Regions from separate parts of the Homo sapiens genome. Here all the other regions are linked to region 2. The links are chromatin loops, found by intact Hi-C in ENCODE. Cell type or tissue: mammary epithelial cell. All regions are shown on one strand. Each heading gives the region's core, and the rest is flanking DNA. Links, peaks and the distances in the headings are about the cores only. Region 1 has its middle 13 kb from the start of FGFR2. Region 2 overlaps ATE1 (arginyltransferase 1). Region 3 overlaps ATE1 (arginyltransferase 1). Region 4 overlaps LOC105378521 (a long non-coding RNA gene).

Evidence for each region. Peaks named below come from ENCODE experiments on the same cell type or tissue, not always from the same donor. Only the 100,000 strongest peaks of a DNase experiment are listed, where the experiment ranks them.
Region 1: a loop joins it to region 2, with 7 times the contacts of the local background. A loop is called at or near these places in 11 of 110 quality-filtered maps.
Region 3: a loop joins it to region 2, with 5 times the contacts of the local background. A loop is called at or near these places in 5 of 110 quality-filtered maps.
Region 4: a loop joins it to region 2, with 4 times the contacts of the local background. A loop is called at or near these places in 2 of 110 quality-filtered maps.

What each region holds. Positions count from the first base shown.
Region 1 is chr10:121,607,169-121,615,332 of GRCh38, forward strand. No RefSeq gene overlaps it. Among named protein-coding and RNA genes, the nearest start is that of FGFR2, 13 kb to the left of the region's middle. RefSeq lists a silencer at 1,540-1,779 and an enhancer at 3,380-4,579. In mammary epithelial cell, for the core only: a CTCF peak has its summit at 1,641 (motif pointing left); a DNase peak (open chromatin) is centred at 3,973; H3K4me3 peaks cover 376 bases; H3K27ac peaks cover 308 bases.
Region 2 is chr10:121,883,719-121,891,882 of GRCh38, forward strand. The region is part of intron 7 of ATE1 (arginyltransferase 1); the gene reads right to left. Among named protein-coding and RNA genes, the nearest start is that of ATE1, 40 kb to the right of the region's middle. In mammary epithelial cell, for the core only: a CTCF peak has its summit at 3,476 (motif pointing left); no DNase peak of the experiment used is centred there.
Region 3 is chr10:121,750,853-121,759,016 of GRCh38, forward strand. All of the region lies in intron 11 of ATE1 (arginyltransferase 1), which reads right to left. Among named protein-coding and RNA genes, the nearest start is that of FGFR2, 160 kb to the left of the region's middle. RefSeq lists an enhancer at 3,399-3,458. In mammary epithelial cell, for the core only: a CTCF peak has its summit at 3,070; DNase peaks (open chromatin) are centred at 3,089 and 3,459; H3K27ac peaks cover 1,979 bases.
Region 4 is chr10:121,065,612-121,073,775 of GRCh38, forward strand. The region is part of intron 2 of LOC105378521 (a long non-coding RNA gene); the gene reads right to left. Among named protein-coding and RNA genes, the nearest start is that of LINC01153, 110 kb to the right of the region's middle. In mammary epithelial cell, for the core only: a CTCF peak has its summit at 4,851 (motif pointing right); a DNase peak (open chromatin) is centred at 3,700; H3K27ac peaks cover 2,567 bases.

The DNA of each region.
Region 1 (8,164 bases), core at 1,425-6,424, 280 kb before region 2:
ATCCCAGCACTCTGGGAGGCTGAGGAGGGCGGATCACTTGAAGTCAGGAGTCTGAGATCAGCCTGGCCAACATGGTGAAACCCGGTCTCTACTAAAAAATACAAAAATTAGCTGTGCATGGTGGCATGTGCCTGTAATCCCAGCTACTCGGGAGGCTGAGGCGGAAGAATCGCTTGAACTGAGGAGGTGGGGGCTGCAGTGAGCCAAGATCGCGACACTGCACTCCAGCCTGGGACACAGAACAAGACTCCGTCTCAAAAAAAAAAAAAAAAGATTTTAGTCTGCACCATCACCTTCTGATCCTGGGGCCCCCTGGAAGCAGCTCCTGGTCTCAGTGGGAGTTTCTATGGGCCCTAAATTCCTCCCTTCGAGGATTCCTGCTCCCTCAAATCCTCAGAGATTCACAACTGTGTGCTTTCAGCCTCAAGCCCAGAGGGAGGAAAGGCTTTACTGAACCAAGATAGCCTGTCCATGGAAGAAAGCCTAGCAGAAACTGACCTTGGACAACAATTTTGGTGGAAAGGGGTTAATTGGGGACCACTAAATGCTAATACTCAGAAAGGCCGGGGCTGCATCTCCCATCTCTAGATTCCCAGGACCTGGCACTACCTGGCTAGTGGGAGCAGTTTATGGGGCTGTGTTTATACCTTACAGGCTCTTAATAGATGCTTGTTGATTGATGACTGCAACTCAGCCTCCTCCAGCATTTCCTAATTAAAGCATAAGTGCAAAGAGGCACATGTACATAGGTTTGTGTACACAGTGAGCACGGTCTCTTTAGAAGGTGGGGAATAGAAGCCAGTTTAGGACAAAGCTGATTGAGCTGTGTGAGGAAGTTACCTTTCCCTGCAATTACCTCATTTCCACGATGCGTTTCTTTCTCTTTTCTCTTGATTTCTGCCTTTGCTACACTCTTTCCCGAGGGTGTGTCTACTTCTTCCAAATGTGAAAAGAAGTTCACTTTCGCCAGGCACGGTGGCTCACGCCTGTAATCCCAGCACTTTGAGAAGCCAAGGCGGGCGGATTACCTGAGGTCAGGAGTTCGAGACCAGCCTGGCCAACATGGTGACACCCCGGCTCTACTTAAATACAAGAATTAGCCGGGCGTCGTGGCACACGTCTGTAATCCCAGTTACTCGGGAGGCTGAGGCAGAACTGCTTGAGCCCGGGAGACGGAGGTTGCAGTGTGCTGAGATTGCGCCACTGCACTCCAGCCTGGCTGACAGAGTGAGACTGTCTCAAAAAAAAAAAAAAAAAAGAAGAAGTTCACTTTCATAAACCAAAGGGGAGAAAAATGATGCTGCCAGGATCCTGGTAAACTCGGGGAGGGAGTGGAGAATACAGAGCCCCACACATCGTAAAACCACAAACCTAGTAACCCTTTTAGAGTCCCAGAGCTCTCGTATTGTGTCCCCAAGCTGGGGAGAAAGACCATCAAGTGGGGAGCGATTTCTTTAACAGATTTCTAAGAGCAGCGCTGAGCAAAAATTAACTCCTTCGCGGAGGCCGGATGCTGGCCTGGCGCTGGGGCAGCGCCCGGGAAGCAGGTGGCTCCAGGTGAGGGAGGCCGAGGTCCCGGGGCGCCCTTTGTTCTCCGGGTTCTGCGCAGGGAGGAGCGCATCGGGCGCCAGCGCCCCCGTGTGGCCGCGAGCACCGCGCGCGCAAAGCGGGGGCGAGCGCCGCCCGGGGCGTGGGTGACGGGGCTGGCATCAAGGTAGAGGGCGGCCGGGCAGGGAGGAGGGGCAGCCCCGCCAGCGCCGAGCCCAGCCCTGAAGTCGTTTCGGCTGTGCAGATGATGAGCGACCCAGGTCGAGGCGAATCAGGAGCCCAGGTGCTTGCCCAAGCACAGCTGGACGAAATGTCTGTTACCCCGACGGCTGGGGCGCGGGACCTTGCAGGGACGTGGTGCTGCAGCGGCCTCTGCCTGGGCCTGGCGTGCGGCTACCTCAGGCTAATTCTCCATTCGCTGCGTGGATTCGCCCCCGGGAGGCGGCCCCACGTTTCCAGCCTGTGGATCAACAAGGCGGAGAACCACCTTTGCACCCTCGCCGGGAAACCAGCTCCTACCTCCGGCCCCCTGTTGGGCCTTCTGGCCCTGGTGTTCTCTGGCGCTCCTCTCCCACCAAGGCCCGGCAGTCCTAGCTGTGGGCTGTCCTCTCTCTCTCTCTCTTTTTTTTAACCTCTACCTCCCGGGTTCAAGCGATTCTCCTGCCTCAGCCTCCAGAGTAGCTGGGATTATAGGCATGTGCCACCATGCTTGGCTAATTTTTGTATTTTTAGTAGAAACGGGGGTTTCACCATCTTGGCCAGGCTGGCCTCGAAGTCCTGACCTCGTGATGCACCCGCCTCAGTTTCCTAAAGTGCTGGGATTACAGGCCTGCGCTACTGCACCCCTTGGAGCTGTCCTCTCTTGAAAGCCACCACACCTGCTTCCTTCCTAGTCTCACCACAGCTGCCCTGGAGAGGTACCTGCCAGATTTGGGGCAGCCTCCGCCTCTGGTCTCTCCCCTGCCAGTCACCCTGCCCAGAGGTGGGGACCCCTGTCCTGCCCTTTCATCAGGCCAGTGGAAGCTTTGAAGGTTCCACATTTTCAGGAACCATGGCAACGGCCCTCTTAGCACAGAGTGGGTGCTTGGAGGCTGACGTTTATTGGGTGCATACCATGTTCCATGCAACTGGGATTATGGCCTTTAATGGGTGATCACACTTCAATCACAAGCACCCTGTGAGGTAGCACTACTGTGACCCCCATTTTATAAATCGTGCTATGGAAACACTGAGAGCTCATCCAAGGTTACACAGTCGGGAGGGAGGGCTGACCCTGGAGCCTGTGCTATCGCTTATGCTGCCAGCGTCCCCGTGACGGTGATGGGGTAGTGACTTCAGCTGATGAATGGAAACAGAGGCTAAAGGGGCTGATTCTCCTGATCTTCCCAGAGAAGTTGGCTGTCCCATCCAGATGACAATTGTCCCAGTTTTCAGATGTTGACTCCTTTTCTAGTGGGCCTGTGGACAGCAGGCTGCACCCTCTGCTGTCCTATAGTGGCTGAGATCATGGGACCTGGAGTCCAGCTGCCTGCTCTGGGCCTTACATCTGCCCCTCCTCACCACGTTCTCATCTGTAAAATGAAGTCATGCTAATACCCGCTTCACACAATCTGCGCAGATTGAATGGAATACTTCAGGTGAAGTGCTGAGTGCATGGTGAATGATCAATACTTGTCAGCTGGTACTAGTATTTCCAGACCAGAGGCATCCAGACCTCCCTCTGCAGCTCTGTCTAACCCTATCCTACCCCTGACCTTATTACTTGCTACTTCTCTTTGCTGTGTGACCTGGGGTAGGTTACTCGGCTTTTATGAGCTTCTGTGGCCTTATTTGTAGGCTGTGAATATTAGCGGTAATCATCTTCAAAATTCACCCATAATGGTATTGATTTCAGTAGCAGCTTAGGCTGTCCAGGGCAGGGGACTTGCTCACATTCTTCTAAAGTTCTTCTTAGCATCACGTAGAAATTCATTCCAGTGTTGACTCATGACGGTCAGCAAATTCTTCACCTTATCCAACTGAGTTATCTTTTGCTTTAAATTTCTATTTAAAGAAATCCTCTGTATACGAGGAAAGGATCCATTTGTTTTCTTTGTAAAACTCCTCTGTGTGCTTCAAGCAAGCATTAAGATAATGGTTACCCTCATCTCCTCTGAATCAGATAAGACATGACTTCAGAGCACTGCCGAATTGAGCCGATAAAAGTACAGGACACCCAGTTAAACTTGAATTTCAGATGAAAAACAAATAATTGTTTTTAGTATAAATAGGTCCCCACTATCGCATGAACAAATAGTGCATGGGACATACATCTATGAAGATAGTCATTGTGTATTTGAAATCCAGATGTAACCAAGTATGCTGTATTGCATATGGCAATGCTGTGCTGGCTAGAAGCCACACCCACAGGTTGACTAGTCCGGGCAAGTCCAAGGGAAACAATCATTCTTCCAGGAAATCATTGAGAACTAACACCCTTCTCCTTCCCGCCTGTCTATGCCCAAAAACCCCTTTTAGTATTGGGAGGCGCGCCTGACCAGAAATTCTGTCATGTTTTCCTTGGGGTTGGTTTCCAGAGCCACTGTTGTGGCAGCTTGGGCCTGTTTCATAGTGATCAATTTATGTATTGACAGAGCTATTGAATATTTGGTGATAACTGTAATCATCTGTTCTAAGTCTGCGTTTCCTCCTGAATGAAGTAATAACCCCTGGTGTTTAGTCTGCACTATTGGGAGTGATGTATAACACTGTTGGGATGTCAAGTGTATATGACATGTGCAGCTGTGGTCACTTCCCTGGACGGAGTCTTGCTACATGTGGAGCGTCATTTACGCCGCCAAACAGGGCTGCCTGGAGCTAGACAGAGCCAGACAGAGCCGCCATCCATTTTCCAGAGCCCAGAAACCGTGTCACCAGGGAATGATACGACATCGGCCTTCCTGCCCAGGGCTGCTGTGAGGATCTAGGAGAGACTGCCAGCAAAGCCTGAGACGGCCACTGTGTTTCTTCCCCTGCTCTGTCATCCAGTGGGAGCTGGTGGGTGAAATAGAGCCCCTTATCTAAAATGGAGCCGACCAACCTCCTGCTACAGAGGTGCCCACACCATTCACTTTCCTGGCTGTTTCCAGTGCCTGCCCTGCTTCTCTACCTGGCTCTGATTCTCAGAGCCTGTTTGCCTGTTTTCTTTTTTCCTTCCTTCCTTCCTTCCTTCCTTTCCTTTCCTTTTTTCTTTTCTTTCTTTTTCCTTCTTTTTCTTCTTTCTTTCTCTTCCTTCCTTCCTTCTTTTTCTTTCTTTTCTTCTTTCTTTTCTTTTCTCTTTCTTTCTTTCCTTCTTTCTTTCTTTCTTTCCCTTCCTTCCTTCCTTTTTCTTTCTTTTCTTCCTTTCTTGACAGAGTCTCACTCTGTCACCCAAGCTGGTTTGCAATGGCGCCATCTTGGCTCACTGCAGCCTCTGCCTCCAGGGTTCCAGCTATTCCCCTGCCTCAGCCTCCCGAGTTGCTGGGATTACAGGCGCCTGCCACCACGCCTGGCTAATTTTTGTATTTTTAGTAGAGATGGGGTTTTGCCATGTTGGCCAGGCTGGTCTTGAACTCCAGACCTCAAGTCATCCACCCGCCTTGGCCTCTCAAAGTGCTGGGATTACAGGCATGAGCCACCGTGCCCATCAGAGCCTGCTACCTGCTCAAGCCTGGTGGGTTTCCAGCGGTTTCTCATAACCAGCAATTCCTCAGTATCAGCTGTCTGCCATGGGCACCACCCCTGTGCCAACCGAGAGATCACAGATCTCCCTGGCATCCCTCCTTTCCCCTCTGCCAGCTCCCTGTCATGTCACTCTCCTATTTGGACTCAGTTTACCCATCGTCCAAATTTGCCACAAATTCCTTCAGCTTCAGAGAAGTAAGCCACATGGATGTTGGTTTCCCTCAAACTTGGATTCCCACAGCAGCTTCTCCCCTGCCCAGTTCTCAGAACATGGGCAAGGTTGCCAAACCTCGGTGCCCGGGTCTCAGTTGCTGCATCTGTTTTATAGGTGGCATATTTGTTCTCTATCACTGCTATAAGAAATTACCACACATTTAAGGGCTTAAAGAACAACACAAATGTATTATCTCGCAGCTCTGTAGGTCAGAGGTCTGGATGGAGGTGGCTGAAATCAGGGTGTCGGCAGAGCGTCGTTCCTCACTGGAGGCTGTGCGGAAGACTCTGCCTCCAAAGTCATTCACGATGTTGCCAGGATTCAGGTCCTGTGCAGTGAGCTCAGGTCTTGTTTCCTTCCTGGTGGTCAGTGGTGGGTTGGTGGGGTGCTTGCTCAGCTCCCCCACTCCATTTTCAAAGCCAGTAAGGACACATCACATCCCTCTCACTCTCTGAATCTCTCTCCTTCCTCTACCCCATCTCTTCTGCCTCTAGCCAGAGAACGTTCTCCGCTTTTAAGGGCTTATGTGATTAGACTGGGCCCACCTTAATCATCTCCCTATTTTAAAATAACTTCAATTCCATCTGCTAAGTCCCTTTTACTCAATTCTGGGGTAGAGGGCATGGATGTCTTTGGAGGGGGTGTTATTCTGCCTCCTGCAGCTGGGGAAGGATGTTATAGGGTAAAACAAGGTGTGTCCATTTCCCAAAAGGACACAAACCTGGTGGCTTAAAACCACAGGGATTTATTGTCTCACCGTTCTGGAGGCTAGAAGCCCCAAATCGAGTTGTCCATGGGGCTGTGCTCCCTCTGAAGCCTTAGCAAAGAATCCTTTCTCTCCTCCTGCAGCTCCTGGTGACTGCAGCCCTCTCTGGCCCTCCCTGGCGCTCCCTGGCCCTGCTTGGTGCTCTTTGATGCTCCCTGGCCCTCCCTGGCACTCCCTGGTGCTCCCTGGCCATCCCTGGCCCTCCCTGGTGCTCCCTGGCCCTCCCTGATGCTCCCTGGCCCTCCCTGGCGCTCCCTGGCCCTCCCTGGCCCTTCCTGGCGCTCCCTGGCCCTCCCTGGCACTCCCTGGCACTCCCTGGCGTTCCTGGCTTGCTGCTGCAGCACTTCAGTGGCTTCAGTCACACTGCGTTCTCCCTGTGCGTCTAAGTCCACACCTTTCTCTTGATATAAGGACACCAGTCATATTGAATTAGAGCCCACCCTAATGACCTCATCTTAACTTGAGGACATTTGCAAAGATCTTACTTCTTTTTCTTTTTTTTATTTTCTTTTTTTGAGATGAAGTCTCGCTCTGTCACCCAGGCTGGAGTACAGTGGCGTGATCTCAGCTGCAACCTCCGCCTCCTGGGTTCATGCGATTCTCCTGCCTCAGTCTCCTGAGTAGCTGGATTACAGGCATGTGTCACCACACCTGGCTACTTTTTTTTCTGTATTTTTAGTAGAGACAGGGTTTTACCATGTTGGCCAGGCTGGCCTTGAACTCCTGATCTCAAATGATCCACTCGCCTCACCTTGGTCTCAAAGTAAGTCAAAGGTTTTATTTCTTTTTCTTTTCTTTTCTTTTTCTTTCTTTTTTTTTTTTTTCTTTTTTTTTTTGTGAGACAGAGTTTCACTCATGTTGCCCAGGCTGGAGTGCAATGGCGCGATCTCGGCTCACTGCAACCTCCACCTCCCGGGTTCAAGCGATTCTCCTGTCTCGGCCTCCTGAGTAGCTGGGATTACAGGCACAGTCCATCACACCCAGCTAATTTTTGTATTTTTAGTAGAGACGGGGTTTCACCATGTTGGTCAGGCTGATCTCGAGCTCCTGACCTTGTGATCTGCCCACCTGGGCCTCCCAAAGTGCTGGGATTACAGGCGTGAGCCACTGCACCTGGCCCAAAGATCTTATTTCTAAATAAGGTTACATCCATAGATAAGAGGAGTTAGAATGATCACCTGTATATTTTTTTGGCAGGAGAGGAGGACGGTCACAATTGAACCCAAAGCACAGGTAACGCTGGAGAAGCAGTTAGCACAAGGCCTGACCTCTGGCCCACTTAATCTACAGTAGCAGTTGGCAATGCGCAAGTCAAGTCTCTGATGCTGTCTGGGTCCCTGTGGGTATGGACTGGGACAGCAAGTGAATGTGTGATGACAGCTTGAGAAAGCAGGCCTCCTCCCAGCCTCCTTCCTGACTGCCCCTCCTATCTCATGCTCAGCTTCCCTTCCACACCTCTACTCAGCCTGGCCCCCAGCCTGCAGTGCCCGTTCCCTTTTCCCAGCCAATCCAAATCTGCATCCTGGCCATCCTTCAAGTCCCACCTGCTCTGGGAGAGGCCGCCCTCACGTGCTGCACCCATCGGCAAGGTAGGTGATTAAAGATAGGAATGGACTGTACTGCTCAGCTGGCTGGAAACAGAGCCTGTCTATGAGGAAATGCAGAAGGAAGACTCAACTCTGTCAGAGAGAAAGGAAGATAAAGCAAGGTGCTGACTCAGTGGCTGAAAGGTTCGGAAGAAGAGCAATTTTCAGGCAAAAAATTGCACCCCCTGCCTATCTTGGTCCAATAACAATCCTTCTTGTAAACATGAACTGCTCTTCCTAGAAAGAACAACAATAACATCCAAGCACTCTTGCCAAGTTGGCCTTCCAGGGGCCATAATTCTTTGGGATCTGCGTGACATACAAGCCCCTAGGTACTGGCAGCTTACC
Region 2 (8,164 bases), core at 1,117-6,116:
CAATGAACACTTCACTCACTGATGTCAATCACTCCATATTTTACTGAGGCCCACTTTAACTTTTACAAATGGCAACATCATGTCTAGTATAAAAAGCACTGCAGACTGGGGTGCGGTGGTTCACGACTGGAATCCCAGCACTTTGGGAGGCCAAGGCGGGTGGATCACTTGAGGTCAGGAGTTGGAGACCATCCTGGCCAACATGGTGAAACCCCATCTCTACCAAAAATACAAAAATTAGCCGGGCGGTAGTGGCGAGCACCTGTAATCCCAGCTACTGGGGAGTCTAAGGCAGAAGAATTGCTTGAGCCTCGGAGGCAGAGGTTGCAGTGAGCCGAGATGGCACCACTGCACTCCAGTCTGAGCGACACAGTGAGACCCAGACTCAAAAAAAAAAAAAAAAAAAAAAAAAAGCACTGCAATTTCAGGACATTGCTCTGCCACTAACTACTCATGTTACCTTAGGCAAATTAATTAATTCTTTAAATATGAGACATTCATCTATATAATCCTAAAATCCTTTCACCTCCAATGTTGTATGATGGTATGATTTTGTGATCTGAGACAAGTTTTAGGAAGTTACTGACCGAAAGGAACTTTGAGTTAAATGTTGGCTTGGCACAGTAGCTCATGCCTGTAATCTCAGCACTTTGGGAGGATCATTTGAGGCCAGGAGTTCAAGACCAGGCTGGGCAACACAGCAAGGTCTCCTCTCAAAAAAAAGGCCAGGTGTGGTGGCGTATGTCTGTAGTGCCAGCTACTCAGGGGACCAAGGCAGGAGAGACTGCTTGAACCCTGGAGTTCAAGGCTGCCGTGAGCTATGATGACGACACTGCACTCCAGCCTGGGTGACACAGCAAGAGCCTATGTCAAACAATGAAAAAGAGGGAGGAAGGGAAAAGAGTGGAAGGGAGAGAAGAAACGGAAGGAAAGAAAGATGAATGTTCCCAGTGCTAGTTTTGACTCCACCCCTTTGGATCTCCCCAAAAAGGAACATGCTTGAGATATAACAGTGTCTCTCTCCAATAGTAAATGACTGAAAAGCTTTGGTCATTTAACTACTATTAGTTATAAATGTCTTTACTACTATTAGTAATAAATGTCTTGTCACGGACCTTGACACAGACTACAATACACAAGTGTTCCCTGACTTAGGAGTTGCTTAAAGAAACTGGCTTCCTTAATTGAATTATACAAATAATTGCCTAAGCTCTCTACTTTATTCAAGTAAGTTAGCCTGGCTTTAAAAAATGTGCTTTAGGCCAGGCACAGTGGCTCATGCCTGTAATCCCAGCACTTTGGGAGGCCAAGGCAGGTGGATCACCTGAGATCCAGAGTTTAAGACCAGCCTGGCCAACATGGTGAAATCCTGTCTCTACTAAAAATACAAAAATCAGCCAGGTGTGGTGGCACGTGCCTGTAATCCCAGTTACTCGGGAGACTGAGGCACAAGAATTGCTTGAACCTGGGAGGTGGAGGTTGCCGTGAGCCAAGATCATGCCATTACATTCCAGCCTGGGCAACAGAGCGAGACTCCGTCTCAAAAAAAAAAAAAAAAAAAAAAAAAGAGGCCGGGCGCGGTGGCTCACACTTGTAATCCCAGCACTTTGGGAGGCCGAGGCAGACAGATCACGAGGTCAGGAGATCGAGACCATCCTGGCTAACACGGTGAAACTCCATCTCTACTAAAAAACACAAAAAATTAGCCAGGCATGGTGGTGGGCGCTTGTAGTCCCAGCTACTCGGGAGGCTGAGACAGGAGAATAGCATAAACCTGGGAGGTGGAGCTTGCAGTGAGCCAAGATCGCGCCATTGCACTCCAGCCTGGGTGACAGCAAGACTCCGTCTCAAAAAAAAAAAAAAAAAAACATGCCTAAAGCATTTCAAAATGTGGCTGGGTGCAGGGGCTCACACCTGGAATCCCAGCATTTTGGAGGGCCAAGGCAGGCAGGCAGGCGGATCACTTGAGTCCAGAGTTCCTGACCAGGTTGGCCAACATGGTGAAACCCTGTCCCTACTAAAAATACAAAAATTAGCCGGGCTTGGAGTCATGCGCCTGTAGTCCTAGCTACTTGGGAGGCTGAAGCACGAGAATCGCTTGAACCTGGGAGGTGGTTGTTGCAGTGAATCGAGATTGTGCCACTGAGCTTTAGCCTTGGCAACAGAGGGAAAGACTGTCTCTAAATAAATAAATAAATATTAAATAAATATTAAAAAGTTTCAAAATGTTCGGATCTTACTATCATTCTGTTAATTATATGCCAGAGTTAAATATTTATAAAATACAGGTTAAGTATCCCTAATCCAAAAATCTGAAATCTGAAAGCTCCAATGGGCATTTCCCTTGATTGTCATGTTGGCACTCAATAAGTTTCTAATCTTGGAGCATTTTTGGATTTCAGATTTTCACATAAGTGATACTCAACCTGTAGCACCAGCAGGTTCTCAGGTGGCACTGCTTTGCTCAACATCATTTTGTTATAACTTCAATGAGTATGAGACCAGCTTGGGCAACATAGCAAGATCCTGCTTCTACAAAAAATAAAAAACAAAAACCAAAAATACATTGATGATTTAAAAAAAAAAAAAACCCACCTCCTGGCCAGGGCTACTGTCTGTGTGGAGCTTGCAATTCCCCCCACATCTGTGTGGGCTTGCTCTGGGTCTTCCAGTTTCCTCCCACATCTCACACGTGTGCACGTTAGGTTCACTGCTGTGTATACATGGTCCCAGTGTGAGTGTGGGTGTGTGCGTGAATATGCCCTGTGGTGGAACAGACTCCTGTCCAGGGTGAGTGTCCAACCTGCGCCCTAAGCTTCCAGAATAGGCTACAGCTCCCCGCCACCTGAACTGAAATCACTGGGTTAATAATATCTTACTTATTTTTATTAATCTTTCTTAAATGTATGTATAGCTCACATTTATTTCAATGTTTAATATTAGAAGTGCTTTGGTTTTTATTTAGAAGTCTGGTGATGTTTTGTGACCAGAAATATGCTGTAGGAACTTAACTCTTGTTTATATCAATTAGCCTAGGGTAAAACTGGTTTCCTTGTATGTCATTTCACCTATGACCACAGTTTCCAAGAACTATTAATGACATTAAGTGAGAACTTACTGTGTGTGCCTATATATGATTGTCTGGTCTTTGCCTAATTGGAGAATGTCAATTCTCTAATACACTGAATAATTTTCTAAATATAAGTTACTACTTTCATATACAAAAATGTAAGCCATTAAGAGGAAAAAAAATAAAGATGAAAACTTCTCGAGATTAAAGTCCAGAAAATATTTAAAACCTTTAACAAGCAAAGAATCACTTGTAATTATCCTTTTAATGCCTCAATGAAAATTACAATAAATGATAGAAAAAGAAGCCTTTATTCATACTTCTTGGGCTGTGAACACACAACTTGCAGAGAGCAAGCTGAGCCAAGATGAAAGAGCAAAGGGTTCTCGATCTACACCACCACCTGGTGGCGGAGTGAGACAGTGGCGCAGCTTCCACCGTCTCCTTTCAAGTCTCCATGGGGTCAGAATGGACTCATCACGACCTTTCCTTTCCACACTCATTGTCTAAACAAGTGAATATACATACACCTGAATATAAGATAACTATCCTCAAAATAAGCATCCCTCAGAAGTAGATATCGCCTCCTATTTCCATCTCTCATAGGAAGTTCCCTGAACTAATTTAAAAAACATTACAGGCTGGGCACAATGGCTCACACCTATAATGCCAGTACTTTAGCAGGTTGAGGCAGGAGGATCAGGTGATGCCAGGTGACCAGCCTGGACAACACAGCAAGACGCCCCCCTACAAAAAAAAATTTAAAAATTAGCTGGATGTAGTGATGTGCACCTGTACTCCTAGCTACTTAGGAGGCTGAGGTGGGAAGACTGCTTGAGTCCAAGAGTTTGAGGTTACAGTGAGCTATGATCACGCCACTTGCACTCCAGCCTGGGCAACAGAGCAGGACTCTGTCTCAAAAAACGATAAGAAGAAAAATAAAAAATAAAACAGATGGCAATGGATTATAGCACTTCATATAAGGCCATGAGCCTACAATGCTATCAGAAGGAAAAAAGATGGTGAGAGGTAGGGAGTTGTGAATACAGAGAGAAATCTCTTCTTTACAGAGAGAAAGAATTTCAGCTAATAAGTGTAGAAACAATAATACAATTAGACAAATCACCATTTTGCTACCTCTCCCACCTCTCCATAATAACTACTTCAGGCAAGGATCATCAAAGATGCTAAAACAAATGGACAACAGGTTATTGGGAAAGAGGTTATTCCTCCTACCTCAGAAATATTATCATAATAAGGGTATAACATGCCTTTAAAATGAGAAGATCTAATTACAAAGAAAAAAATATAAGAATAATAAAGAGGCTGGGCGCAGTGGCTCACGCCTGTAATCCCAGCACTTTGGGAGGCCAAGGTGGGCGGATCCCAAGGTCAGGAGATCGAGACCATCCTGGCTAACACAGTGAAACCCTGTCTCTTCTAAAAATACAAAAAATTAGCCGGGCGTGGTGGCAGGCGCCTGGAGTCCGAGCTACTCGGGAGGCTGAGACAGGAGAATGGCATGAACCTGGGAGGCAGAGCTTGCAGTGAGCCGAAATCACGCGACTGCACTCCAGCCTGGGCGACAGAGCAAGACTCCATCTCAAAAAATAAATGAATAATAATAATAATAAAGAGAGCTGATGGCTGTTATTCAACCAAGTGAGCAAACCAAGTGACAACAGACTTAAATGTCCCCATCACAAATGAAGGACAACCGACATTACATGCTGCTTGATATGATACAGTAAAAGAGTAAGACTGGCACAAGCCCTAGAGGAAACTGACAATATGAAAAAAGCTGAACACCTGCACACCCTACGACACAGCATTTCTATTGGGCACACATCAAATAGAAATGTGTCCGTATGTTTACCAAAAGGTATGTATAAGGATGTACATATGCAGCACTTTTCACGGTAGCCTCATACCAGGAACTACTAAAATTCCCACCAACAGTAGAAAGGGATAAATTCTGGATAGTCATACATAAAACACTATACAGCGATGAGAGTTAACAGTCTACTACAACAGGCAAAATAAAATAGATAACTCACACTACCATAATGTTGGGCAAATGAAACCACACTCAAAAGAGTAGGATTCTACTTACATTAAGTATAAAACAGGCACAACTAATCTGTAGTTTTACAAGTCAAGAAAATACCGGTAGTGATGGAAAAGAACAAGCAGGGGCTTCTGAGGAGTTAGTAGTAATCAACTTATTTATTTATTTATTTTTTTGAGACAGAGTCTCATTCTGCATCCAGTCTGGAGTTCAGTGGCACCATCTCAGCTCACGGCAACCTCTGCGTCCTGGGTTTAAGCGATTTTCCCGCTTTAGCTTCCCGAGTAGCAATTTCTTAATCTAACAGTGAGTTCAATTTGTGAAATTTCATCTATCTGAACACTTATGCATACTTTTCTGTATATACGTTATACTTCAATAAAAAACTTTTTTTAAGTACACATAACCTACACCTAAAAACATTAAACTTTTAAGAACACTTAAGAATCTGATTACTAGATAACAACAAAAACCGAACTGTGATACGGAACATTCTAAAGATAATTGGGTTAAATGTCAAAGTCATTAAATGAAAAAATCAAAAAAGATTACAGAAACAGAACAGTCATAAACATAACATAAACACAATACAGTTCATGTAAAATGTGTGAACCGTGACTGGATCCTATTTTCATTCATCTATAAAAGCTATTTTCTATTTTGGGGCCAGGCACAATAGCTCATGCCTGTAATCCCAACACTTTGAGAGGCCGAGGCAGAAAAATTGCTTGAGGCCAGGAGTTCAAGACCAGCCTGAGCAATATAGCAAGACTCTACCTCTACAAAAGGAAAAAAATTAAAAATTAGCCTGGCATGGTGGTCCACTCCTGTAGTCCTAGCTACTCAGAAGGGAGACTGAGGCAGAAGGATCACTTCAGCCCAGAAGTTTAAGGCTGCAGTGAACTATGACCATGCTACTGTACTCCAGCCTGGGTGACCGACCAAGACCTTGTCTCTTAAAAAAAAAAAAAGTAAAGGTATTTTTGGTACACTTGGAACATCTGAATATGGACTGTGATGTTATAGAATTTCTACAGTTTTTAAAGAGTAAATATTGTGGTTATATAAGAGAATATACTTATTCTTAGGAGACGTATGCTTAGCACATCCAGGCAAAATGTCATAACATGCACAACTTTCAAATGGTTCAAGAGAGAAAGATAAAGTAAACCTAACAAAGTTGTTAACAACTTGTCAACATTGGTGAATGGAGTCTGGGTGTTCATTACATTCTTTCAACTTTTCTGTTCAAAAACTCCAAAAGTTTCAAAGTAGAAAGTTAAGGAAAAGAAGTCAATATTACAGAAAAAAATTAAGAAGCTGCCCTAGAATAAAAGAATCTAAAACGATATCACAAAATGTAATAAACTTTGATTAAACACTATATCTTTTAAAATGGGAAAATGTAAAATAAGCACTAAATAGTAGATGATATTTACAAATTATCATTAAGTTTCTCATGCGTTATAATTATACCACGTCTTGTAGAAGCACATCTCATTGTTTGAACATGTATGCTAAAGAATTTAGTAGTAAAATGTCATGATATATAATGGATGTTAAAATGACTCATACACAAAAAAAAGATAAAGCAAAGAAAAACTAACAACTGTTGAAACTAGGTGAGGGATGTACAGGTCATCAGTATAATCAGTAAACCATTCTTTCAATTTTCCTTTATGTCTGATAATGTTGATAATAAAATTTGGGAAACAATTAGTCAGTGAATGCAGAAGTATGATGAGATTACTGGGTTTATGACTAGGCTGTTTTTGAGACAGTAAAGAAGAGATGAGAGGTCAACTCTATTCTAGGAAACCAACGGCACATATTATTAGACAACAGTATTTTCTAAAGAATAACATCAATAGAATTTCAGCTAAAATCTCATGTTTCTATCACATAGAATTACTGGTATCCTGAAAAATAAAGATTCTTAAAAGTTAGCTTTATACTGTATTATAAACGAGACAGGTCACAAATTACTCCAATTTATATCACATTACTTTCTGAAAATCTGATATCTACCTGAATGACTGAAAACAGTCATGGAAACACACATACTGGATTAATTTACAAAGTCCTATATTATTTCACTATTTGCAATTATGTGCTACTTTTCTAAAGATGTTGAAACGGCTCCACTGTCTGAGGTATATACCCTGGTTCTTTGTCACGGTCAATAAAGAATTCAGGACACAGACACACGAGGAGAGGGTTTAGGAGCAGAAAGTTTAGCAGACAAAGAAAGAGAAAAGGCTTCCTCAAGCTGAGAAAGTGGGTTGCCCAAAAAGGGTCTCCAGTTTGTGGCAGAAGGCAATCGGTTTTGTACAGAGGACTGAAGAGGTGGTAACTGATTTACATGGGGCTCAGGGGATTGGGTTGATCGGGTATGCCATTTATATAGCCCTCGAAAAGACTGACCCTCCCACCCTAGTCTTTTATTATGCAAATGTGGCCTCCACCAGGTGGTGGCCATGATACCTGAACATGTGATTTTACATGGAGGTTACCAGGATGCCGGCACATGGTGGCGACAGGAAAAAGAGGGCAGGAGAGACCATATTGAATATACCTGGCTTGCAGGTACAGCTGCCTGCATTTACATATAAAAGCTTCTAGTTTGCATATCTATGCCTGACTCCTCAGGGTGCTTTCTGTTAGAGAAGAAATGGTTTAGAGCTGCTTTTTATTAAAGGAAAATTCCACGGAGAACTTTTACCCTTTCTAGCTGCCTAAAAATTATTTCTTAATGATGTCTGTATTAAGGTTACTGAAAAGAATTGCTTAGAATAGCCAGGCAATCTATATTTATCTTTGCATCAAATTTCTCAAAAAATAACCTATTTTTCAGAGTATTTAAATGATTATTTTACAGAGTCAGACTGGATTTTATGCACTAATGTGGTTGGTTACCTGAAATCTTCAAATAGGCATATTAACTGTTTTTTACTTTAAATGTTTTCCAACGAAAAAAGCAAAAAATGTATTTTCTTGAACATAATTAGTTTTCCCTCTTATATTAA
Region 3 (8,164 bases), core at 1,040-6,039, 130 kb before region 2:
CAAATGAATGACAGCGGAAGAAATACTCTACAAAAACGCAACTCTGGAAGTTCAAAGTCAAGTATGATTTAGAATATTTTAAAGTGACAGGAGATATTAACAAATTTTTTAATCTTTACGAGGGAGGGGACAGGAAAGGTGAGAAGAAAGGAAGCTTTTCAGCATAAAATAGCAAAAGAACAGGCCGAGAAATGCAGAGCAGTTGTGACAGAAATAACAAGGCTCCCAGCCCATTCTTTAAGCCCATTTGGTGGGAGGCTCAGAAATTAATTTGGGACTCCAGCTGAGAGAATTACGCATGTTCATATTCTATAAAGTAATACTGTTGTAATTTCACTCGGAATATTTTTGGTCAAAATGAAAACTAAGAAATATCTAAGCTTGTAAAATGTCATTTAATAACAGCTTTATTGTGATATAATTTACATACCATGTAATTCACCCATTTAAATTATACAAACCAAGGACTTACAGTGTATTCACAGAGTTGTGCAACCATAACATCTATTAGCAGTCAACATACTGAAGAACTGCCAGACTGTTTTCCCAAGTGGCCGCCTCATTTGACATTCCCACCAGCAGTATACAAAGGTTCCAATTTCTCCACATCCTCATGAGCACTGCTATTAGCTGCTTTCTAGGTTGCAGCCTTCTTAGTCGGTGCATAGCAGTATCTTTTTGTGATTTTGATTTGCATTTCTCCAATAGCTAATGATGCTGAGCATCTTTTCATGTGCTTATTGCCCATTCATATGTCTTCTTAGAAATGTCTGTTTAAATCATTTGCCCATTGTTAATTGGGTTGTCTTTTTATTGAGTTGTCAGAATTCTTTACATATTCTGGTTACTAGATCCTTATTGAATGCATTATTTGGAAATACACTCTCTCATTCTGTGAATTATCTTCACACCTTCTTGACTGGGTCTCTGAAAGGACAAAAGTTTTAAATTTTGGTAAAGTCCAATTTATCAATTTTTTTTCTTTTGTTGCCTGTGCTTTTTGTATCATATCTAAGAAAACACTGCCCAGTGCAAGGTGATGAAGATTTACTCCAATGTGGCCGGGCGTGGTGGCTCCCACCTGTAATCCCAGCACTTTGGGAGGCTGAGGCGCATGGATCGTGAGGTCAGGAAATCGAGACCATCCTGGCTAACAGGGTGAAACCCCGTCTCTACTAAAAAAAATACAAAAAAATTAGCCAGGCACGGTGGCGGCCGCCTGTAGTCCCAGCTACTAGGGAGGCTGAGGCAGGAGAATGGCATGAACCCAGCAGGCAGAGCTTGCAGTGAGCCGAGGTTGCGCCACTGCACTCCAGCCTGGGCGACAGAGTGAGACTCTGTCTCAAAAAAAAAAAGATTTACTCCAATTTATATTTCTAAGGTTTTTTTTTTTTTTGAGACGCAGTCTCCCTCTGTCGCCCAGGCTGGAGTGCAGTGGCGCAACCTCTGCTCACTGCAAGCTCCGCCTTCCGGGTTCATGCCATTCTCCTGCCTCAGCCTCCCGAGTAGCTGGGACTACAGGCACCCGCCACCACGCCTGGCTAATTTTTGTATTTTTAGTAGACACAGGGTTTCACCATGTTAGCCATGATGGTCTCGATCTCCTGACCTCGTGATCTGCCTGCCCTAGCCTCCCAAAGTGCTGGGATTACAGGCGTGAGCCACCGCACCTGGCATTTCTACGAATTTTATAGTTTTAGCTCTTACATTTAGGTCCAACCCATTTTAATTTTTGTATATGGTGTGAAGTAGGGGGCCAATTTCATTTTTTTGAAAGATGCAGGACCATTTGTTGAAAGGCTGTATCCTTTTCCCTGAATTGTCTTGGCATCCTTTTTGAAAACTAACTGACCATAAACATGAGGGTTTATTTCTGGACTCTCAACTCTAGTCCACAGATCTGTATGTCTACCTGCATGCCAGGACCACATAGTGTTAACTTTATTATTCTTTTTAAAGATTGTTTTGGCTATCCTGGGTTCCTTTCATTTCCATGTGAATTTTATGATTGTCAGTTTCTGCAGGGAAGCCAGCTGGGATTTTAATAGATCACTGCTCTGAATCTGTAAATGAATTTGAGGAGTACTACCATCTTAACAATATTAAGTCTCCTGATCCATGGACATGGGATGTTTTCTTCACTTATTTAGGTCTTCTGTAATTTCTTTGAACAATGTTTTGTATTTTCCAGAATATAATTTTTGCATTGCTCTGTTAAATTTATTCCTAACAATTCTATTTTAATGCTGTTGTAAACGCAACTGTTGATAATTTCATTTTTAAATTGCTCACTGTTTAAGTGTGTAGGATAAAATTGATTTCTGTGTATGCTGAACTCATTTTATTTGATAGTTCTTTACATTCTTTAGGATTTTCTATGTACAAGGTCATGTCATCTGAGAATAGAGACAGTGTTTCTTCTTCCTTTCCAATCTGAATGCCTTTTATTTCATTTTCTTGCTGAACTGGCATGGCTAAAATATAATATTTCAAAGGAAAAAAATCTATGCAATTTAGTTAAACTCATGATATGTTGATTAAAAACAACATTGGCTCCCAAAAGTCACATAACAAAATATAAATTATATAATTTATCAAGATGATTCTAGCCAGAAAGAACTCCAGGTTAATTTTGATATTATGGTCATTTGGTATCAAAGTCCAGTAAAAGGTCACCAGAGAAAAGCAGAAAGAATGCAAAAATCAGGCAATTGCATACAAAAAAATCACATCAACTTTATCACCTCAGCACATATACTGCTGGTAGGATCTGTAAATACTGGCCAAGTAAAATGCTAATAAAATCTCTTATGATGATGAATAAGGACTCTCAAATTTCTATTCTATGTTTTGACCCCTAAATACTCATCTTAGACACTTCCTATTTCACCGTTTATCTTTATCCTAATAAAGGCGAGGCTTAAAAACTCATAGAATATAATGAAAGAAACGTAAATTAAAACATGCTATTACAGGATTTCTCAAAGATGAGAGGGAAGTTGGTTTATGTGCTGGGGCTGGGCCAAAGAGACATTTGTGAGTTCAGGCTGGCAGGACTGGGCCAATTCTGCCCCATGTGGTCAAGAAATTAGTTACATACAAGGGAACTGAGCATATAAATAAATATACTGAGAAAATGGGGAGGCCAGATTTCTCAGTCAGAGAATGGAGCTACAAGTATGGAAAAGGAGAAGACTAGAACAAACTGTTGTGCTGGATTAAAATTCCAGATACTGGTGAAAACCCATGACTTTTATACCCTGATATAGACATACAGATACACAGGTAGATATAAACGTATGTGTATAAACTCACATATATTGCCTAGATCTGTCTGCTGAGAGGGCTTAGAAGCAATGAAACCCCGGTAGCAATGAGCATACTTATTACTCACATCTTGTATTCTGAATATTACTCTTCACAAAAAATAACTAGGGCTCCTTGGAGACGTGACTAATTATAGAACTGAGTCAGAGAAAGTATAAGATGAGTCTGAAATATTTTGTGCCAGAAAGGAAGTGCTCAAAAAATGATGGGGACTTGTCAAAAGAAAACATGAGTCACCCTGAAAAGGCTCCTACTGGCCAAATCTGAGACAATTTGAGCATTCAAAATAAATAATGAAAGTAACAATTTTATAACACATTGATTAGAATGAGATTCCGTGAGTCAATATAAACAACAAACAGGGAAAGAGGACTGCTTTTCCTTATTGTAGAATGCCAACTAATAAAAGTAGAAGTAGTGATAGAATTAGAAAATCATCATTTGGCAGCCATCTCAGTAATAAGTGATTGAGGCAAGAATCGTCAATGGATGTAAAAACCAGTAGATATAAGTCTGACACAATAGGATATTTACACCATCTCAGGACAGCTTTCTACAAAATATTTACCAATTACTTATTAACATGTACAAAATACTTATCAACTTTACAGTGGAGAAACCTGGTACATTCCACTTCCCCAAGTGATAAAAATTCAAGTCACAGTACAGAGATGAATTAACACTGTATACCTCCTGATATGATGCAATACAAACCCAGCATCACTTCTAGGGTGTTCTTGCCAAAGCTATGTGACCTGAATCTAATTACAAAGAAATACTTGATGAACACAAATGAAAAACTACAAAGTGACTGGACTCTTCAAAAATATCGAGGTAACAAAAGACAAGGATATACTATGGTATTGTTCTAGACAAAAGGGGCCTAAAAAGACACAACAATAAATGTAACACAGGATCCTCACTTGAACCTTAGGTCTAAAAAAACAGAGAGAAAAGTAACATAGGCTTGTGTATGTGTGTATGCATTTTTGTGCTATAAAGGACATTACAGGGAAAATCTGTAACACTTGTACAGGGTGTGTGGATTAGATGGTAACATCTCAATGTTACTTTCCTGGTTTTGATGGCCATGTCTAGTAATGTAAAAAAAAGTGTCCTTGTTTTCAGCTAATACACACTGGGATACTGAAGGACAGTGGTGCAATATATCAGAAACTTATTCTCAAATGGTTTAGAAAAAAATACAGAGTAAAACAGAAAAAGTGATAAGGCAAATGTGGTAACACGTTAATAACTGGGGAGTCTGAGTGAAGGGTATGCATATGTTCTTTGTATTATTCTTGTCATTTTCCTGTAAATTTGAAATTTAAAAATAAAAAATGTTGTGTATTAGTCCGTTTTTACACTGCTGATAAAGACATACCAAAGACTGGGCAATTTACAAAAGAAAGAGGCTTAATTGGGCTCACAGTTCCATGTGGCTGGGGAAGTCTCACAATCATGTCAGAAGGCAAGGAGGAGCAAAGTCATGTCTTACATGGATGGTGGCAGGCAGAGAGCTTGTGCAGGGCAACTCCCATTTTTAAAACCACCAGACCTCATGAGACCCATTCACTATCATAAGACCAGCATGGGAAAGACCCACCCCCATAACTCACCACTGGGTCCCTCCCAAAACACATGGGAATTATGGGAGCTACAAGATGAGATTTGGGTGGGGACACAGAGCCAAACCATATCATTCCGCCTCTGGCTTCTCCCAAATCTCGTATCTTCACATTTTCAAACCAATTATGCCTTCCCAACAGTCCCCCAACATCTCAACTCATTTCAGAATTAACCCCAAAGTCCAAGTCCAAAGTCTCGTCTGAGACAAGGCAAGTCCCTTCTGCCTATGAGCCTGTAGAATCAAAACTAAGTTACTTCCTAGATACAATGGGGGTACAGGCATTAGGTAAATATAGCCGTTCCAAATGGGAGAAATTGGCCAAAACAAAAGGGCTACAGGTCCCATGCAAGTCCAAAATCCAGCAGGGCAGTCAAATCCTAAAGTTCCAAAATGATCTCCTTTGACTCCATGCCTCGCATCCGGGTCACTCTGATACAAGAGGTGGGTTCCCATGGTCTTGGGCAGCTCCGCCCCTGTGGCTTTTCAGGGTATAGCCTCCCTCCTTGCTGCTTTCACAGGCTAGCGTTGAGTGTCTGCAGCTTTTCCAGGTGCACAGTGCAGGCTGTTGGTAGATCTGCCATTCTAGGGTCTGGAGGACAGTGACCCTCTCTTCTCACAGCCCCACCCAGCGGTGTCCCAGTAAGGACTCTGTGGGAGGGCTCCAATGCCACCTTTCCCTTCTGCACTGCCCTAGCAGAGGTTCTCCATGAGGGCCCCACTCCTGCAGCAAACTTTTGCCTGGGCATCCAGGCATTTCCACACATCTTCTGAAATCTAGGCAGAGGTTCCCAAACCCCAATTCTTGACTTCTGTGCACCCACAGGCTCAACACCATGTGGAAGCTGCCAAGGCTTGGGGCTTCTACCCACTGAAGCAACAGCCTGAGCTCTACCTTGGCCACTTTTAGTCACAGCTGGAGTGGCTGAGATGCAGGACACCAAGTCCCTAGGCTGTACACAGCACAGGGACCCCTGGGCCCAGCCCATAAAACCACTTTTTCCTCCTAGGTCTCCAGGCCTGTGATGGGAGGGGCTGCCATGAAGACCTCTGGCATAACCTGGAGATATTTTCCCCCACCGTCTTGGAGATTAACATTCCACTCCTTGTTACTTACGCAAATTTCTGCAAGCAGCTTGAATTCTCCTCAGAAAATGGGATTTTCTTTTCTATTGTATTGTCAGGCTGCAAATTTTCCAAACTTTTATGCTCTGCTTCCGTTATAAAACTGAATGCCTTTAACAGCACCCAAGTCACCTCTTCAATGCTTGGATGCTTAGAAATTTCTTCTGCCAGATACCCTAAATCACCTCTCTCAAGTTCAAAGTTCCACAAATCTCTAGGGCAGGGAGAAAATTCCGCCAGTCTCCTTGCTAAAACATAACAAGAGTCACCTTTGCTCCAGTTCCCAACGAGTTCCTCATCTCCATTTGAGACCACCTCAGCCTGGTCCTTATTGTCCATATGGCTTTCGGGCCTTTGGTCAAAGCCATCCAACAAATCTCTAGGAAGTTCCAAACTTTCCCACATTTTCCTGTCTTCTTCTGAGCCCTACAAACTGTTCCAACCTCTGCCTGTTGCCCAGTTCCAAAGTTGCTTCCACATTTTAGGGTAGCTTTTCAGCAGTACCCCACTCCTGGTACCAATTTACTGTATTAGTCCATTTTCAGGCTGCTGATAAAGACATACCTGAGACTGGGCAATTTACAAAAAAAGAGGTTTAATTGGACTTACAGTTCCACATGACTGGGGAAGCCTCACAATCATGGTGGAAGGCAAGGAGGAGCAAGTCACATCTTACATGGATGATGGCAGCAAAGAGAGCTTGTGCAGGGCAACTCCCATTTTTAAAACCATCAGATTTTGTGAGACCCATTCACTATCACAAAAACAGTACAGGAAAGACTTGCCTCCATAATTCAATCATTCACTCCCACTGGGTCCCTCCCACAACATGTGAGAATTATGGGAGCTACAAGATGACATTTGGGTGGGGACACAGAGCCAAACCATACAAAAATGCTAGTGCTAAACTGTGTTCTTCACCTTCCCATCATATTCCCTCATATTTGTGTGTATTCTGGAACCCAAGCATGGCATTTGTACTTTTCTCATTGTTAAATTTTGTTCTGACATATTCCCATCACTCCAGCCTACTGAAGTATTTTCATATTGTTTCTTTTCTTCTGACATGTTAAGAGATCCTTACCAGTTGCACAGTAACGGAAATGTGGCTATCAAAATAAAAATAAAAATGTTAAATAGGATAGAGTCCTGAGACAAGAACAAAGAAGGTACTATACTTAATATAAGTATGTATATGTGTAGCTAATAATTTTTTTAAAATTATCAAATACATTGAATCAGTTCATCTTAGGATCTATTATGTTCAGTTTGCCTATAAGTTTTTTGTTTTAAATCAATAGCTTTAAATTCTACCATATTTCACAGGTCACAAAAGCTATTAAGCTATTACCATGATGGTAAATGGACAGGCGACCTCTTTAGGTCACAAAGCCAAATTCCCATTTACAATGAAAGGGAGTCATAAGACTAATTTCCAAAGAATGAATTTGGCATTGGGTTGATCTTTGATTCTTTCCAAAAGAATTAAGCTAGAGACTTCTAAAAATACCTTTAAGTAGCAATACCTCTGAAAATTTCCTGGAGCATAAAATTAAATTAGAAATTATAGTATTAATCTTAGGGGCAAATACAAATTCACTTTCCTTACAATAGTATTGGCTTTCTGTGGAGACAGCCTCTACCGGAGGAAATATAACCATACGTTATTTTGCTGGACTTTAGTGTGCTTCTCAGATATTGAGGGTTTGTTTGTTTGTTTGTTTGTTTTTACAAATTAAAGATTTGTGGCAACCCTGCATTGAGAATAGGTGCCATTTTTCCAAGAGTATGTGTTTACTTGGTTTATCATGTCACATTTTGGCAATTTTCCCAATATTTCAAATTTTCTCATTATTATTATATCTGTTATGGTGATCTATGATCAGTAATCAGTGATGTTAACTACTGTAATTGGTTTGGGGTATCACAAACTGTGCCCATGTAAGATGGCAAACTTAATTGATAAATGCTGTGTGTATTCTGACTGCCCCACAGACCTGCCCTTCTGCTGTCTTTCTCCCTCTCCTTGGGCCTCCCTATTTCCTGAAACACAACAATATTGAAATTAGGCCAATTAAAAACCCT
Region 4 (8,164 bases), core at 1,870-6,869, 820 kb before region 2:
TACAATATGTGGCCTTTGGGTCTGGCTTCTTTCAGTTAGCATAAAGTTTTTAAGGTTCATCCATGTTTATCAGTATCAGTACTTCATTCCTTGTTAAGGCTACTATTCCATTGTATGGATATACCATGCTTTATCCATTCATCAGCTGATAGACTTTTGGGCTATTATATATAATATTGACATGTATGAATTTTCATATGGACATATATTTTCAACTATCATGGGCATACTGTACCTGGCATAAAATTGCTGGATCATATGGTAACTCTATGTTTAACTTTTTAAGGAATTGCCAGACAACTTTCCAAGATCATGACACCCTATTACATTCCCACCAGCAATCTATGAGTTGTCCAGTTCCTCCACATCTTTGTCAATACTTGTTACTGTCTGCCTTTTTGATTATAGCTATTCTAATGGGTGTGAAGTGATATTTCATTGTGGTTTTGACTTGCACTTCCCTAATGACCAATGATGTTGAATATCCTTTCATGTGTTAATCATTTATTTGAATATCTTCATCAGAGAAATGTCTATTCAGACCGTTTGCCTATTTTTAAATTGGTTTGTCTGTCTTTTTGTTGTTGAGTTGTAAGAGTTCTTTATATATTCTGGATATAATTTCCTTATCAGATATATGATTGGCAAATATTTTCTCCCATTGGGTGGGTTGTCTTTTTACTTTCGTAATAGCATACTTTGAAGCACAAACGTTTTAAATTTTGATTAAATTTGATTATCTGGATATTTTTTGTTCCTTGTGCTTTAGGTGTCATATCTAAGAAGTCATTGCCTAACCTAAAGTCATCAAGATTTACACATATTTCCTTCTAAAAGATTTGTTGTTTTAGTTCTATATTTAGGTCTATGATCTATTTTAAATTAATTTTTGTATACTGTGTGGGGCAGGGATCCAACTTCATTTGTTTGCATGTGAATATATAGTTGTTTCAGTATAATTTGTTGAAAAGACTGTTCTTTCCCCCATTGAATGGTCTTGGCACTTTTCTTGAAAATCAATTGACTACAGATATATGGGTGTATTATTGGACTCACAATTCTGTTCCATTAATCTATATGTCTATCTTTATGCCAGTACCACACAGTCTTGGTTACTGTAGTTTTATAGTAGTTTTTGAAATCTTTGCATGAATCCTCCAACTTTATTCTTTTTATTTTTCAAGATTGTTTTGGCTATTCTGGGTCCTTTGAATTTCCATAAATACTTTGGAATCACTTGTCAATTTACACATGCACATACATATACAAAGGCAGCTGGAGTTTTGATAGAACTTGTATTGAATATTGAATTCATAGACCATTTGGGGAAGTATTGCCATCTTAACACTATTAAGTCTTCCAATTCATAAATTCTTTATATTTAATCTTTTGAAATTCTTCAACAATGTTTTATAGTTTTCAGTGTGTATATCTTATACGACTTTGTTTAAATCGATTCCCAAGCATTTTATTCTTTTTTATACTATTGTAAATGGAATTGTTTTCTCAATTTCATTTTCAGATCATTCTTTGCTATTGTATAGAAATATAATTGATTTTATATACTTATCTTGTGTTCTGCAACCTTGCTGAACTGATTTAGTAGTTCTAATATATTTTAGTGGATTCCTTAGGATTTTCTACAAGATTATACAGTCTACAATATTATGTCATCTGCAAATGGAAGTAGTTTTGTGTCTTCATTTCTAGTCAGGATGATTTTTATTTCTTTTTCCTGGCTAATTTTCCTGGCTAAAACCTCCAGTGCAATATTGATTAGAAGTGCCAAAAATGAACATTTTTTTCTTGTACCTGATTTTTAGGGGGAAAGCATTCAGTCTTTTACCTCTTTTTGGCTATGGGCTTATTATAGATACCCTTTGTGTTAGTTCATTCAGGCTGCTGTAACAAAATATAATAAACGGGGTGGCTTATGAACAATAGACATGTATTTTTCACAATTCTGGAAACTGGGAGGTCCAAGATCAAGGTGCTGGCGGATTCAGTGTCTGGTGAGGGCCAACCTTCTGATTGATCTTTTCTCTGTGTCCTCACATGGTGAAATGAGTAAGGGAGATCTCTCGAGCCTCTTCCATAAGGGCACTAATCCCATTCATGAGGGCTTCACCCTCACAGCCTAATCATCCCCCAAATGTCCACCTTCTAACACCATCCCCTTGCAGGTTAGGATTTCAACATATGAATTTCGGGGGGACACATTCAGACCACAGCACCCTTTCTCAGGTTGAGGAAGTTCCCTCCTATTCCTACTTTCTGAGTGTTCCCTGTTTCTTTAAAAAACAAAAATTATGCCCAGCTTAGGGCATAATTATGTCCCCCTCCATTATCTTATTTCCATATCATTCAATTCCAGCTTAGAGCTGTCTGAATGTCTCGTTTTGTACATTCAAGAAGGTATTGTCATATCTGATGCTCACAGTGACAACTCAAAGACTAAAAATTCTGTGATATCCCAAGTTTCAGGAGGCACAGCACTATATAAAACACTTTGAAATATTTCTGTCCAAAGTGGTTTAAATATTACTTATAATAACTAGTAAAAGTTTAAAAAGTGGTTTAAGGCTGGGCGCGGTGGCTCACGCCTGTAATCCCAGCACTTTGGGAGGCCGAGGCGGGCGGATCACAAGGTCAGGAGATTGAGACCATCTTGGCTAACACGGTGAAACCCCGTCTCTACTAAAAATACAAAAAATTAGCCGGGCGCGGTGGCGGGTGCCTGTAGTCCCAGCTACTCAGGAGGTTGAGGCAGGAGAATGGCGTGAACCTGGGAGGCGGAGCTTGCAGTGAGCCGAGATTGTGCCACTGCAATCCGGCCTGGGCTAAAGAGCGGGACTCCGTCTCAAAAAAAAAAAAAAAAAAAAAAAAAAAAAGTGGTTTAAATAAAGTGAAGAGTATTACTGCTCAAAAGGTGAACTCCCCTGCCCACCCGGTTCCCCAGTGAAGTCCTGCGCTGCTTGCTCTGTTTCCTTCTCCATGTCAGTTAAAATCAACACATTCCTTTTATCACCCGATGAGGAAACAGGTCCCTCTCAAGCCTGCAACTGGTTATCTTCCAAGTCCTTTAGTTCTTCTTCCTTTATCCCCACTAATTGCAAGTCTCCCTCCATTATCTTCTTATTTCCACATTGTTCAATTCCAGTGGAATACAGGAATTGGCCCATGGGGAAGAGCAGAAAAACGAAAGGAATGAAAATGCTTCAGTGTTTCAGGAGATTTGAAGATGTTTCAGGAGATTTCAGTGTTTCAGGAGATTGAAGCTGCAGTGAGGATGAGCCTCCCTGATCCCCTTCTCCTCCCGTGTCCCTGCTGGACTAAAGGAGTTCCCATGAGGGAGGCTGGCAGCTGACAGGATCACCCAGGACTAGGACTTGTGGCCCCCAGACCACTCCTGGATGTGCCCCATAGCGGCCCCTGAAGGCGCTGCCTCCTTCTTTGCTGGGCCTCAGCCTCTTTGCTGGGCCTTGGGTCTCGGGACCTCCAAGGCATGTCATCTTCTTTCTCTGTGTCCTCCACTGCTCAGATTGTGGCTGCCTCAGCCATGGCAAATGGCAAGGACCCCAGTTTCACTTCCCGGCCCACCCAGACACCAGGCAGAAACTCTAATAACCACTTTTCTGGGTTTCTACATCCTGTGTCTCTGGATGACTAATCATCTCCAGAGCATGAACAATTGAGTCATCTCAAGCCCCAGGCTTGAATTTGTGCACAAGGCAACCAGCTTCTCCTCGGCAGGCTCTGGGAGCACTGGCTGAAGTAGGTGTGGCCCTCCTAAGTCACCATCCTGGCCTGGAACTCTTGGAGCACAATAGGCTCCTCCGGGTTTGTTGAAGAGCCTTTGCTCAACTGAACCTCTTTATTGTAGGCTTTTGCTCCTTTCTGAACAGGCTCTTACAAGTAGAGCATGCAAGATCGCATTATGTTTAGAGTCCCCATGAGGCCATGCTCTGCAGGCGGCCTTGGGACACCAGCGCATCCTCTTCTGGGAACAGAACTCCAAGCTCCTTTGAATAACAACTACTCCCCTTCTCTCTGAGCTGACTCAGGCCGGCCAATTGACATAATTCCAATCTCTGGTGACAGTTATTGCTTCAGGGATTGGCACATAACCCAAGTTTGTCCTACTAGAATAAATCCTGGGACTTATTTATAAGCTGACAGAAGGAGATGTATTCTTTTTTCCACAGCCTCTATCCTGAAGAGCGTTGGACCCTGGAGCTGCTGGCCACATCTTGATCTGCCATATGTGGTCCAAGAATGAAGTCAACACGAAGGAGAATGAAGGTGCTGAGGGATAAAGTTATTGACATTCTAGGAGCTCCTGGATCAAACCATGCCTGAACTCAATTTATCCCTTGAACTTTTCAATTACATGAATAAATCCTCCTTTTGCCTGAGTCAATGTGGATTAGTATCATTGGCATTCAGAAGATTCCTAAAGTCTCAGGTCTTCTGCACATCTATAACCATGGCAATTGCGGTCCTGCTCTCCTTTCCCCTCCCCTGAGCAGGCAAGCTTTCCTTCTCTATCATGTAAACCTCCTGGGTCATTCAGAGTATTTCTCAAATGTTACCTGGAGTTTCCCAAGACTTCAGTTCTCACTGACCATTTACTTCTTAAACTGCTAGGATGATAACCTATAACTTTGCATCTAACCAATCCCTTAGCACTTTCCTTAGAGACTTCTTAGAGATCTTTTTGATGCCTAAGGGTAGGAATCAGGGCTTCTCTATCTTGTATATGCACTGCCCCCCACCCACAGGTCCATAGAATAACAGCTGAGGACCTGTAGCTCTACAAGGGCAGGGACTGTCAAACATGCCAGACTGCACATGGTAGTTACCACTAGAGGGCTCTGGGTATGGGCAATAAGCAGGACTTCTGCATTTTACATCTATGCTATCATTCGAGTCTTGTATGAGCATTTATTTTACAAATCTCTATCTTGCAAAGCAAACCCTTAGTGTGAATAACTGAGGAGTGGTGGATCGGCCAGCTCTTCCGTGCAGTGTTCTAAAGCCTCTTGCTCCTGTCTCTCCTGTGGGAAACCCATAGTTACGGCTTCAAGCAGAGACCCAAGCACCACCTCAGGGTCTTGACCTTGTGTGGGAATAATCTATCACCAAGATGCAGACAGAGACAAACTGCTTCACAGAGCATTTTATCCCCTAGAAAATCCCCAACCCCAGCATCCTGGGTGCTGCCCAACCTCTTCAAATACAAAGGCAAATAAAATAAATAAAAGTAAATATTGTACTCATAAGCAACAGAATGCCTAGCAACCAAGAACAAGGGAGGGCTGGAGGAAGAAGGTTGACTTTCGCAGGCCCTTGTGTATAAACTGCAGTAAAAGTCTTCTCTGTGTGAATAATATATTTTTGAGCGTTAAATTATAGAAGGTGTAAGGAATGCTAAGGCTGAGACCCAACAGAGAGAGCTGGCCCCACCCTGAATGGGAGGGGCAGGGGTCTCCTTGGTCTTTGTCCCTGCTGACTGGTATTGAGGGAGGGGGAGTCTCCGCTGTAGCTTCAGGAATGGAACACAGGGCACCAGGCCTCAGTTAATCCCTTTAGGGACCCTTAGCCCTGAAACAATGCTGGTGCAACCCCACATGTAACTCAGAAGAAAATGTTAAGTCACGAAATAAATGTAAGAGCTCTGATGTTTTTCTATAACACCCATTTCAATGCTTTGTTAGAAAGTATGTACGTAAAGCACATGACATTGTTCTCATTAAATTTTTTTGTTACGAAAACTTTTAAACACACTCAGAAGAGTAGGATTTTTGAACCTCTCATCTGGGTACAATATTATTAAAATTCTGCCACATCTGCCTTGTTGATCTTTTTGCTCTTTTTCTTGGTTAAACTATTTGGAAGCAAATCCAAGGCATCATGTCATTTCATCTGCACATACCTTGGTATAATCCATGAAAATTATGGACATATTCTCATATAACCATAAAGCCAGTATCATACCTTAATGAGTTGGGTATGTTCTGTTTGTTTTTGTTTTGGGCATCCTCCAACCTCCAGTACCTAACCCATTATCAGATTTCCCTGATTGTCTCAAAGGGTCTTTTGCATTTGTTGTGTGTTCTCATTGTTAATACCCTTGTGTCGTAAGTCCCCTGGGTGCATGCTTAGATTGACTTTTGGAAATCTAAGATTATTTGGTATTTATTGAAAGCAGAAGAGAGGGAAGAAAAAAAAAAGACAAAGCAGTGAAAAGGAAAACATGGAAGTGGTATTTTTATAAGATCTATGTGACATTTTGCTGGCTGTCACCTTTGCTCATATAGGATCCCCACTGCTTAGGATAGGATTAAACTGTCCCAGCTTATAAAGCAGGCATTTTCCCCAGTGTCTTCTGAATTCTGAAGATTTTGGGTGGGATGTGGATAAAGTGTTGCTGTCCTTGTCTGTCACCATGACAACTCCAGCCAGGACTTGGCCTTGCTAGGGTTTTCTGGTGGATTGTGGAGCCTGCTACCCCTAGGTCACAATGAGCAGGAACGTGGATTTACAGATATACAGCTGCTCCCTGGCATGGCTTCCCCAAGGAAGTAGGAGAGGGGATCTTGAGGGCCAAGGTTAGTAGCAAATGTGAAAGCTAAGAAGAGACATGGAAAACTTCTCTTGACTACATGGGGGTTGGTCGGGGGTACATCTGACTCCCACGAACAGACAAATCTAAGAAGAGTGAGAAGCATTCTTACCTTCTGACCCAGCAACCCCACCTCTAGGAATTTGTTGAGAAAAAGCCAGAGTTTGCACAAAGATTTATTTTGTTTGAGAATGTCCCTTAAGCTCTTTATAGCAATAAAAAGAGCTGGGAGGATTGCCTTAAGACTCAATGATGCAGAATTGGTTTAATAAATTATAGCTCATTGCTATAAGGGAACACTAAGCATCCATTCAAAACATGTTTTGAAAAAATATTCAAAGATACAGAAAAATGTCCACAATATATTAAGTGGAAGAAAAAAGAGGTTATAAAAAATCAGTCTGATGTCAGTCTCATTTTCTCATTTTTTAAAAATTAAAAGAAAAAGAAATGAGGGAGGGACTGAGAAGTCTATAATTAAAATGTTTCTTAAAATATATATAGTTTTTTCACTAAGTGATAAAATTTTTGACATTACTTTTCAAATTTCTTACGATGAACACCCGTCAACTTGTAATATAAAATTTTTATTTTATTTCCTTATTTATTTATTTTGAGACAGAGTTTCACTCTATCACCCAGGCTGGAATGCAGTGGCATAGTCTTGGTTCAGTGCAGCTTTGACTTCCTGGGCTCAAGTGATCCTCTTGCTTCAATCTCCTGAGTAGCTGGGATTATAGGGACTCACCACTACACCGGGCTAATTTTTGTAAAAAAAAAAATTTTAGCAATAGGGTCTCACTATGTTGCCCAGGCTGGTCTTGAACTCCTGGACTCGAGAGATCCTCTAGCCTCATCCTCTCAAAGCACTGGGATTACAGTTATGAGCCACTGTGCCCAGCCTAATTTTTATATTAATAATAGTAAATGTAACAAAGAGGCAAAAGGAAAGGAGGAAGGAAAGAATGGGAGAGACAGGGAGGGGAAGAGAAGGTAAAGTGCAAACAGAAAAGAAAAGGGAGAGAAAGAAACAGAAAAGAAAAGTAACCTGGGCCCATGAGATTTAAGAGCAGTTTTAGAAAGTTCATTTAGGGTTAAAAAAATTCTGTTACAAAAGAAGAAAAGGAAACAAAATAAAGATTTAGAAGGTCTAAGTAATTTTTAAATAAGTTGTTGGCACATATACATTGACTGGACAACCTCAGGCCAAAATTTTCTTTGGAGAGTGTGGCTTCCTTCCTTTATAAGACTAACATAAACATACGTGTGCATGTGGGTGCAGCGCACCAGCACGGCACATGTATACATATGTAACTAACCTGCACAATGTGCACATGTACCCTAAAACTTAAAGTATAATAAAAAAAAAAGTGCTTATAAAATATGAAAAAAAAAAAATACATAACAAAAGACTAACATAATAATGAATCTTGACTTTTTAGGTTGTGAGGATAATAAGTAATTTATAATACTGTAGAAATGAATTTATATAATTTTACTGAATGGTCATAAGGTAGCCGTTCAATCAATTAAGAACCC